Linked DNA regions of Mus musculus: region 2 is linked to region 1. A link is a loop called in an ENCODE intact Hi-C map of the cell type or tissue named here. Cell type or tissue: heart. All regions are shown on one strand. Links, peaks and the distances in the headings refer to the core of each region. The heading gives the core; the rest is flanking DNA.

What was found. A loop is a pair of places that touch in the nucleus more often than their neighbours do. Peaks named below come from ENCODE experiments on the same cell type or tissue, not always from the same donor. Only the 100,000 strongest peaks of a DNase experiment are listed, where the experiment ranks them.
Region 2: it touches region 1 in a loop (7-fold over the local background); 5 of 42 quality-filtered maps call a loop at or near these places.

What each region holds. Positions count from the first base shown.
Region 1 is chr13:63,898,796-63,903,770 of GRCm38, reverse strand. It overlaps Ercc6l2 (excision repair cross-complementing rodent repair deficiency, complementation group 6 like 2), which reads right to left. Exons shown (of 19, transcript NM_001013608.3): 19 at 3,469-4,975. The coding sequence ends at 4,268. Gm46423 (a long non-coding RNA gene) reads left to right here. Exons shown (of 3, transcript XR_001780983.2): 2 at 2,588-2,720; 3 at 2,950-3,012. Among named protein-coding and RNA genes, the nearest start is that of Gm46423, 5.4 kb to the left of the region's middle. In heart, for the core only: a CTCF peak has its summit at 2,327 (motif pointing left); DNase peaks (open chromatin) are centred at 1,760, 2,420 and 2,780; H3K4me3 peaks cover 1,635 bases; H3K27ac peaks cover 1,712 bases.
Region 2 is chr13:63,985,111-63,988,430 of GRCm38, reverse strand. No RefSeq gene overlaps it. Among named protein-coding and RNA genes, the nearest start is that of Gm30950, 59 kb to the right of the region's middle. In heart, for the core only: no CTCF peak of the experiment used is centred there; DNase peaks (open chromatin) are centred at 1,550 and 2,550; H3K27ac peaks cover 6 bases.

The sequences.
Region 1 (4,975 bases), core at 1,344-3,843:
TTAGTTAAGCAAGTAGAAAAAGATAACAGAACCAGAGATGGGATGGGGCTCAGTGCTCCATTCTGAAACAGCATCATATTTCTTGGTATATAGCTGAGGTTTAGTTCAGAAAGCACTGAAAATATAGTTGCTAAGAAGCAGGCTTATAATCGTGAGGCCCATGCCTAAGAAACCCTGATGATTAGCTAGACATAGTGACATAGTCCTGTAACCTCTAATGGCAGGAGGACCATGAGCCCAAGACCATTCGCTCATAGTGACCATGGGACCAGCTAGGATACATGAGATCCTCTCAAAGTAAGTAAACAAATTTAAAAACTACCAAAAGCTGGTGAGGAACAACAGAATGATAGCACTTGTACCCTGAAGGGAACCAAATCTTTGTCCTATTATGGATCTATATAAGAAAAGGAATAAAGTTTTTATTGGAAAGCTGCTAATAGGCACATATGCCAGAAGAAACAAACTCAAGCACTATTACATGTAGGAGACCAGAAGCAGAGGCACACATTAGCTACCAAATCAAGGTCTCCTACTCACTGCTATCCTGAGTCTCTGTTTCAGGCCACAGGAGAGCAGTGAGGGTCAGGCAAGGTATAGAGCCTTTGTTAACTCCTAGGTGGGAAAAATAGGGCTAGGGACTCAGTGATACCATTTTTTTTTAGGGTGGGTGGGAGGATGACTGGAAAAGGCCCACTGTTGATTCTAGATTTCCCAGCCACAAATTAAAGACTGGAATCCCACTCCTCCCAGACAATAGGAATCAGGACTCTTTTACAAGCAGAGGACATGGCCGGAGATTGTCAGGCAGGGATGCAAAAACATGGGGGGTGGGGGAGCAGGTAGGAGGGTTGAGAGCTCTAAAGAGCTTGTGTTGGAAGGAGGGACAGAAGAGTGTCTCCATCAGTCATGAGGTATCTCCTAGGCATTGTTAGTCAAGAATAATGTAATGACCTGGGCTTCTAGTGTTCAGAAGCCAAATGTGGGGGACTGTGCTAGTTTGATTTAATAGCCTGGTCTACTTACTAACTAGAACCTGGTGCTTCTGGGAGATTCTCAGGTAGAAGAGAAACAGTCCGAGCAGCTATTGCCAATACAGGGCTGTGTGGCCTCTCTGCCTAAGTTTCTTCCTCAATAAAACAGATAACACCTGCCCGGGAGAGGTCTAGGGCAGATTAAATGTGAAAAGCACTTGAAATGTTAAACAAACGACTAAGTAAATGCTCAATAAATGTGAACTGATGTAGTTATTCCCCAGCCCAATCCCCTTTACCCTCCCTAACAGAGGAAATGAGAGGTTTACTACAGCGGAGGTCCCTATGTTTCAACAGGCTTTGGGGATGCAGTGTGGAAAATGGATTAGAGAGGGAGGAGGCCGAAGCCTGGGAACCCAGGGAGAAGTCTGCAGGCATCCAGATGGGAGGTGGAGGGACAGAAACTCAGGCTCTTGGCAGTGGGATTCAGGAACTATTTCAGAGACATTTTCTCCAGGACGTGATAACAGGTTGGGAATGGAGGCTTGGCAGAAGGCTCTGGCTTTGAGGGAAGCTTGAAGGTGGGAGGGCAGTGAAGGCAACCGCAGGGCCTGTCCTAGAGGGTGTGTGGCCAAGGACTGGAGGCCCAGCCAGCAGGTCCAACAAGCGCAAGGGCAAGACGTGCACCGGCTTGGGGGAGTGCGTCTGGACGTGGGGGGCCGCTTCCCGGGGCAGCTGGCCGGGGAATCTTAGGTGGAGTTCGCCAAGGTGCTAAGTCGGATTTCCTCCTGGGCCAGCCTGCTGTGTGTTTGTGAGGCTTGCCTGGCTGCGTCCCCGCGGCCCTCGCTAACACGGAGCCTGGAACCGGCCAGGAGTTCCACCCTGCCAGTTTCCCACTTCCTTCCTAGCTCTGCTTTGCAGCTCTGTCTAGGTGCTTGCGGGAAGGGGGGAGCCTTCGTCTGGCAGCTTCCCAAGACTGCGCGTTGGGGATCAGTTGAAAGTGATTTAGACAGCAGAAACCGGCGCCTCTGGCCTCCAGGATTCAGAACATTTAAGCCTGGGGTGCACTCGCCCAGTCAACTGTGCCAAGCTGTGCCCCGTGGGGGTCCCCACCTGCTCCTGCCTATTGACTGTCCATATACTCGCTTGGTCTCTTGACTGACACCGCACTAGGTGACCATCCCCACTCTCCTGCCAGGATACTATAGGGACTCCACAGGATCGCTGACATACGGCGTCCCCTTGCTTTAGGGCTTCAGTTCTTTAAGCTCCTGCACTACCAAAGCTGGACCACCCACGGCGTCACGCTGTGAGGGATGCGGGAAGCCGCCTGGCTTTCGGCTGGTGGCAGATAACGCGCCCCCCACTGGCTTGAGCTCAGGAGTTTTCCGTCGCTACTGCCAAAGCATAATTCCATTAGCCATTCTTCTCTTTTAGGGTAGATGCTCTGTCCTGCCAAGTGGGAGGGAGAGCAGCGCTAGGCTTTGTGGCCCCTTTCCGGGAGTTGCCAGCCACCGGAAGTACAGAGAAGTCCTCATTTGGGGCTCACAGTATCTGCAGTTTGTCCGCAGGGTACGGCCAAGCTCATTTGGCGGTGGTCCATCTTGTTGCAGGCAGAAAAGGAAAAGCCCAGGAGTTGCACCTTGCCTACCCTCGGATGGTCAGCTGCCTACTGAGTGTCAAACCTATCTCTGGACTGATTCTGACTTACTCCGCAACCCGGGTGTACCCCCAAATACACAAGAGGTTAATCTGTCAACAGTTCTTAGTTTGGCTAATCCAAAGCCTGCTCCCCTACTAAAAGGGCCCCTTCATGCTCCCCGGGGAGTGGTGTGGGACTAGAGGCCTCCAAAGACTGGAGAAGCCCTCGGGAGCCCATTTCTTCTGGTTTCCATCAGTGGGAGTGCTTTACTGGGGGGCGGGGCACTGATTTCTGCCCATGCAAACACAGCTCTCCCTCCCCTATATGCTCCAGCTGCCAAGTGTGAGTGACCATGGCCGGCCCTGGGACACAGATTCAAGTTACCTCAAATGCTGTGTTCCAACATGGTAAGAGGTTCATGAGTTTCTTGTAGTAACAGAATAAAGTAATAAAGTATTCCTGTGTGTGTGTGTGTGTGTGTGTGAGAGAGAGAGAGAGAGAGAGAGAGAGAGAGAGACAGAGACAGAGAGAGACAGACCTGGAGAGCCTGCTGTTTTCTGAATAGATAGTTCCTATATGGTCCTGTGAGCTCAGCTGAATGTGGGCAGGTACTAGCCTGACACTTCAATGTGCCAGTCTCAATGCCAGGAGCTATACAACATGAAACTTTACAGATAGGACCTCCTTGCCTTTACATATAGCTGTCACTTAACACACTGTCACCTACACTGCTGCTCTTACCACTGTCACCTACATAGCCGTACCTATCACAGACCAGAGAAGCTGGGAAAGGGGTACTAAATGAATAAATCAGAGTGTGTAAACCATATATATTAAATTCGATGAAAGAGGTTTCAATTAAAATCAAATGTTTATTCATTTCCTTTTACTTAAGAAATACAAAGTTAGGCTATAAATCTATTTATATTTACTAAATCATAGTAATGTGAAAAGTTAAGGCATCGGAATCCTGGGCAAAGATAAAAATCCCATTTCTTTAGACCACAGCACACAAACTCTGAGTGATTATAAAAATTAGCATTTTTAACATAATGCCATACATTGAGTCCTAATTGTTGAGTCTTCATTATAACTTTTATCTAAAATAATTTAATAGTAATAGAACATAATTCCAAGGAAGAAGGAAAACAGTAAGTTCCCAATGCCAATGAGGAGAGGGCAGTGGCTGCCACTTGACTTTGGGGCATTCTGGAGTTTAAAAGTGGAAGGCTGTGTGTCGGTTATCTTTCAGATAATGAATGGGCAAGTCACTCACGTAAGGCCACGGACTCACACAGGAGGGAAGATGCCAGTTAATAATAGTTATATTATGACACGTTACAATATGATACAATTACATTTGTTCTGAAGACCAAATCTGGGGCAGGAGATGTAGCTCAGTTGCCCAGAGTGCTTGCATAAAGTCCTGGGCTTGACCTCCAGTACTACATAAACTACATACATGAGCGTTAATGATTAAAACAGATATTAGGGAAAGAACCCATGATAACATGCTAGGCTGTTTAGATTATACTAAAGCAATAATTTAATACACAAGTTTGTAAACAAATGTTCAGTGTGCCCCATACATGAACATCCATAGCCAGGGCCAGCAGCTCATCAATATCTAGGTTAATGGCACGTCCATGTCCTACTCTCTCTCTGTATTGCTTATGCTTTCATCGTCAACATCTGAGCTTAATGTCTTCCACAAAAACTTCTCGTTTGCTTTCCAAAGGGAAGCTTCCAGCTCATCTTTCCTTTTGGAGGCTGAGGTACTGGGTGCTTTGGTACACAGCGTCTCTATCACTGCCAAGTCAGTGAGTTTGCTGAGACTGTCATCATTCTGCTCATTCAAGATGTCCCAGAAATCTTTTGGTTTCTGCTTTGCTTTTGCCACAGGTCCTGAAAGAACATTCTTTGGCAGCTGTGTGGGACCTTCCCCGTGGCTTTTAAAGAGGTCGTTAAGAATAGAGGTGTCACCAAGTAAGCCATCCTCAGGAGTGTTTTCTGACCCTGGGTTTTCTACCCTTTTGTTTCTCAACTTGAAAAGTGGTCTGTTTCTTGAACCGCATGCTCCTGTGAGGTCCCACTGACGTCCTGGGGAATTTCCTAGCTCTGCCTCCAGGGCTTCAGAGTTGCTGTTTGGACAGAAGACTGTTGTGGTATCCTTGGGTGTGTGGTCCTTTCTCTCACTGTGAAGCTCTTCAGTAAAGCTGACAGGTGATTTGTTAATCTCTGCATCACTAGAAAATGTGTCTTCTCTATGGAAAACATGATTCTGAGATCTGACTGATTTTCCTTCACATATTTTTCTGTTGTAAACTTGAGACATTTTGTTGGTGGAATCATAACATGA
Region 2 (3,320 bases), core at 462-2,961, 86 kb before region 1:
AAAGTTTACAGTGGAAATGGGGGAGGTTCCAGGTGCTCAGGAGTATAGGCTGCTGGTGATGGGTTGGGAGCCCGCCTGGCTTTCTCTAACTACTCCAAAGCTGGAAGTGAGGGCAAAGTGAGGAAACTTGTCAGTTAGTAACTCAAATCCAGCTGATTTGGGACCGATTGTTACAGAGGTTGTTACTGGAGACAGGGTCTGACTTCCTACAAGTCTGGCTTTCTGGGATGGCTTCTGTAGGCTGTGGACTGGCATCCTGGGCCAGTTACTGCAGACCAGATCCAGCCTCTGTGCTTATTCCTAAGAAAAATGTGCCTACATGTCTCTTTCACTTGCTCTCTACACGTCCCAAGGCCCAGACAGAAAGGAAGTCTGTGCCTGGGTTCCTATCTTCTGTGACATATTCCCTGCCATGCATGGGAAGTATCTCCACAGCCTTCCTTAAGCTCCCACGCCCCCATTCTCTCAATGTTCTGTTTTAAGAGTCAGTTCGGGAAAGGCCTTTCTAGTGTCTTCCTCAATCTCTCAAACCTAGTGTTTGTGGAGGTCTTTTGTTCTCTTGATTGGGTTTATTCCCAGGTGTTTGATTTTATTTATTTTTGTGGCTATTGTGAATGACATTTCCACACCCCTCTCCCGTATTTCTTTTTCATTGTGTTTGAAAAGAGTGTATAAAAAGGCTACTGACATGAGTGTTAATTTCCTTCCACTTTGTTGAAAGTGTTTATCAGCGCTAAAAGTTTGCTGATGGAGTCACTAGGGTCTTATGACAGACTCCTGTCATCTGCAGATGAGAACATTTGGCTTCTTTCCTGCTTGTATCAGTTTTGGAACAGTTTTTAACTGTTCCAGTTAAGACTTCAGACACTACATTGAATACGAGTGGAGCCAGTATTCACTCTTGTCCTGTTCCTGACCTTAAGGGGAAAGCTTTGAGTTTTTCTCTGTCTAGCATGATGTTGGCTGTAGGTTTCTTGTATATAGCCTTTATTATATTGAATGTGCTCCTCTGTCCCTTGTCTCTATGACTTTTATAATGGAGAGGTGTGCCGGTTTGGCCCTCTCAGCTGTCATTCAGCTCCTATTGAACCATGCCTGCCATACCCAGGCTGGCACCCTCACTGTCCTGAGTCCCCTGTTGTTCCCAGGGTGCCCCCATCTTATTCTTTAGATCCCTCTCAGCTACATGTTTCAGCACAGAGCCTGTTTCACCAAGGAGTCTTTTCCTCACAGCTACACATGTGAGGCCAGAGGCCAAAGTTGGGTATCTTCCTCAATTCGTCACCTTAATTTTTGAACCCGGAGCTTGCCAGTTTGGCTAAGATATCTAGGCTGTCTCCAATGAGAAAAGGAGATAGAAACGTGTCAGGGAGTTTTAGGATAAAGGACCCTGGACATGAACATGTTTGATTTTTGTTGTTTTTTTTGTTTGTGTTTGGCTGAAAGTCAGAAATGTTCTGGCCCGGTCAGCAGTTGTGTTCTCACTGAAGGCCAGAGATGCCAGAAGTGTTTAAGCGAAATACCTTTGGTTCCGCTCTGGCCAGAGGCCAGGGATGCCGGAAGGAATCTTGATTTCCTGTTATGGATCTTCTAAATGAACACCTTTGCTTTGAATACACAAGGACAGGATTGGAACTGAGTGGGGACACCTGGACAGTGGTTGGGCCAAATGGACTGATCAGCTGACTGCCTTCCCTAGCCTTACCCCAGGTTTTGCTATCAGTCTTTTAAAGGCCTGCAGGCTGGCAGCTGGATGCCCCATCGATAGGCACTCTGCCTTTTTCCTCCACACTCTCATCGGTCTTTGTTCATAAATTTCATTCATTGAATTCAAGGGACAAAAACCTGGAGGTCACCAGTTCAAGTGAAGTTTTGCATGACGGCGAGGGTCTAGCACCCAAGTGTATGTGTGTGAGTGTGTGTGTGTGCATATAGGGACTAGGGGTCGACCTTAGGCACAGTCCATGTTGATTTTTGAGACAGTCTCTTCCTTGCCAGGGAGACCTAGAGATAGATGCTCTGGCCTTTACATCCTCCATGCTGGGACGCAGGTGCATGTTAACATATGGAGTTTTTTGGTTTTTTCCTACAGGGCTCTGGGATCAAACTTGATAGCATGACAAGCACTTATGAAATAAACCATCTTCCCAGACCTGACACACCCAATACTTCAGGAGGAAAGAACTCTTCAAACTTGGGCTTATTTTCCCAAGTTCGCTTGACCTCTTACCCAATGTACCACGGCAAAGGGGGATGGGAAATGGTCTCATGGGCTAAAACAACAAGCCCCTTTCCTACAGGGCAAAAAATGATTTCCTATGTTTAGAAGAGATTATAACCATGCTGTTTTCCTTTCCTTTCCTCTCCTCTTCTTTTTTTTTTTTTTTTCCAGCTTCCTCCTTATGCAATAAAGGAGACTGGCTCAATTGCAAGTTTCTCTTTCCACTGGGTGGAAGTCCATCTCTTGGAAAGGGACCCTGCTTCGAGGAACACATAAAACTAAGCAGTAAAAGGCAGAACAGCATACAACGCATGCATGCCACCCACAGGCACCTCTGGCTGGCAGGACTCTTTTCAGTCTGGGTCCATCTGCACTGTGATAAGAGCAAAGTGATGTCAGCCTAATTAGCCAGGCTAATGTCTGGCTTCCTGGAGAGAGCTTTTGTGAAATAATTGGCTGCCTTGGGGTTAAAATGCAGTAATTACAGGTTATTTTTTTTAAAAGCTGAATGATATAAACAGCTATTGAATTCTTCAGGCTCCTGAGCCAATCATGGGACAGACTCCTCTTTGTGTCCCACAACTGCCGCGGGTATTTTGACAGGTGATTTCAATATCATGTAGCTATTTATTTATTCTGGTTTGGGGGACATAAACACAAACTTCTTGGGCTACGGTTTACACATTCTACAGCAAAGTGAGAGCCAGGGAGAAGAGTTGCTTCAAACAGCAAGAAGGTCAGCGGATATTTTGGGCTAAGACAGAAATTCCATCCAGTTTTTAAACCAACAAAACTGAATGATGCATGTAGCTAACTTCCTTTTTTTCCAAGTTGTTTGTTTATTTTCTCTGAAAAAAAAAATCAACAACCTACAAGTCTGGAAAGGCCATAGGAAGTGGATAACATTTGGAAACATCATTTTATTCTGGCCGGGAGGCGTGTCGAGGTTGGTTGAGACCTTCAGAGATTTCTATCTGTCCTGGTTGTGGTGAAGTGGTTGATCCCACAGAAGACAAAGCAGCTGGTGTAGGAACCGCAGGTAGAAATCAGAAAATATTCTAGAGATGATATAAGCACAGTTTAGAGGATTCTGAGCCTC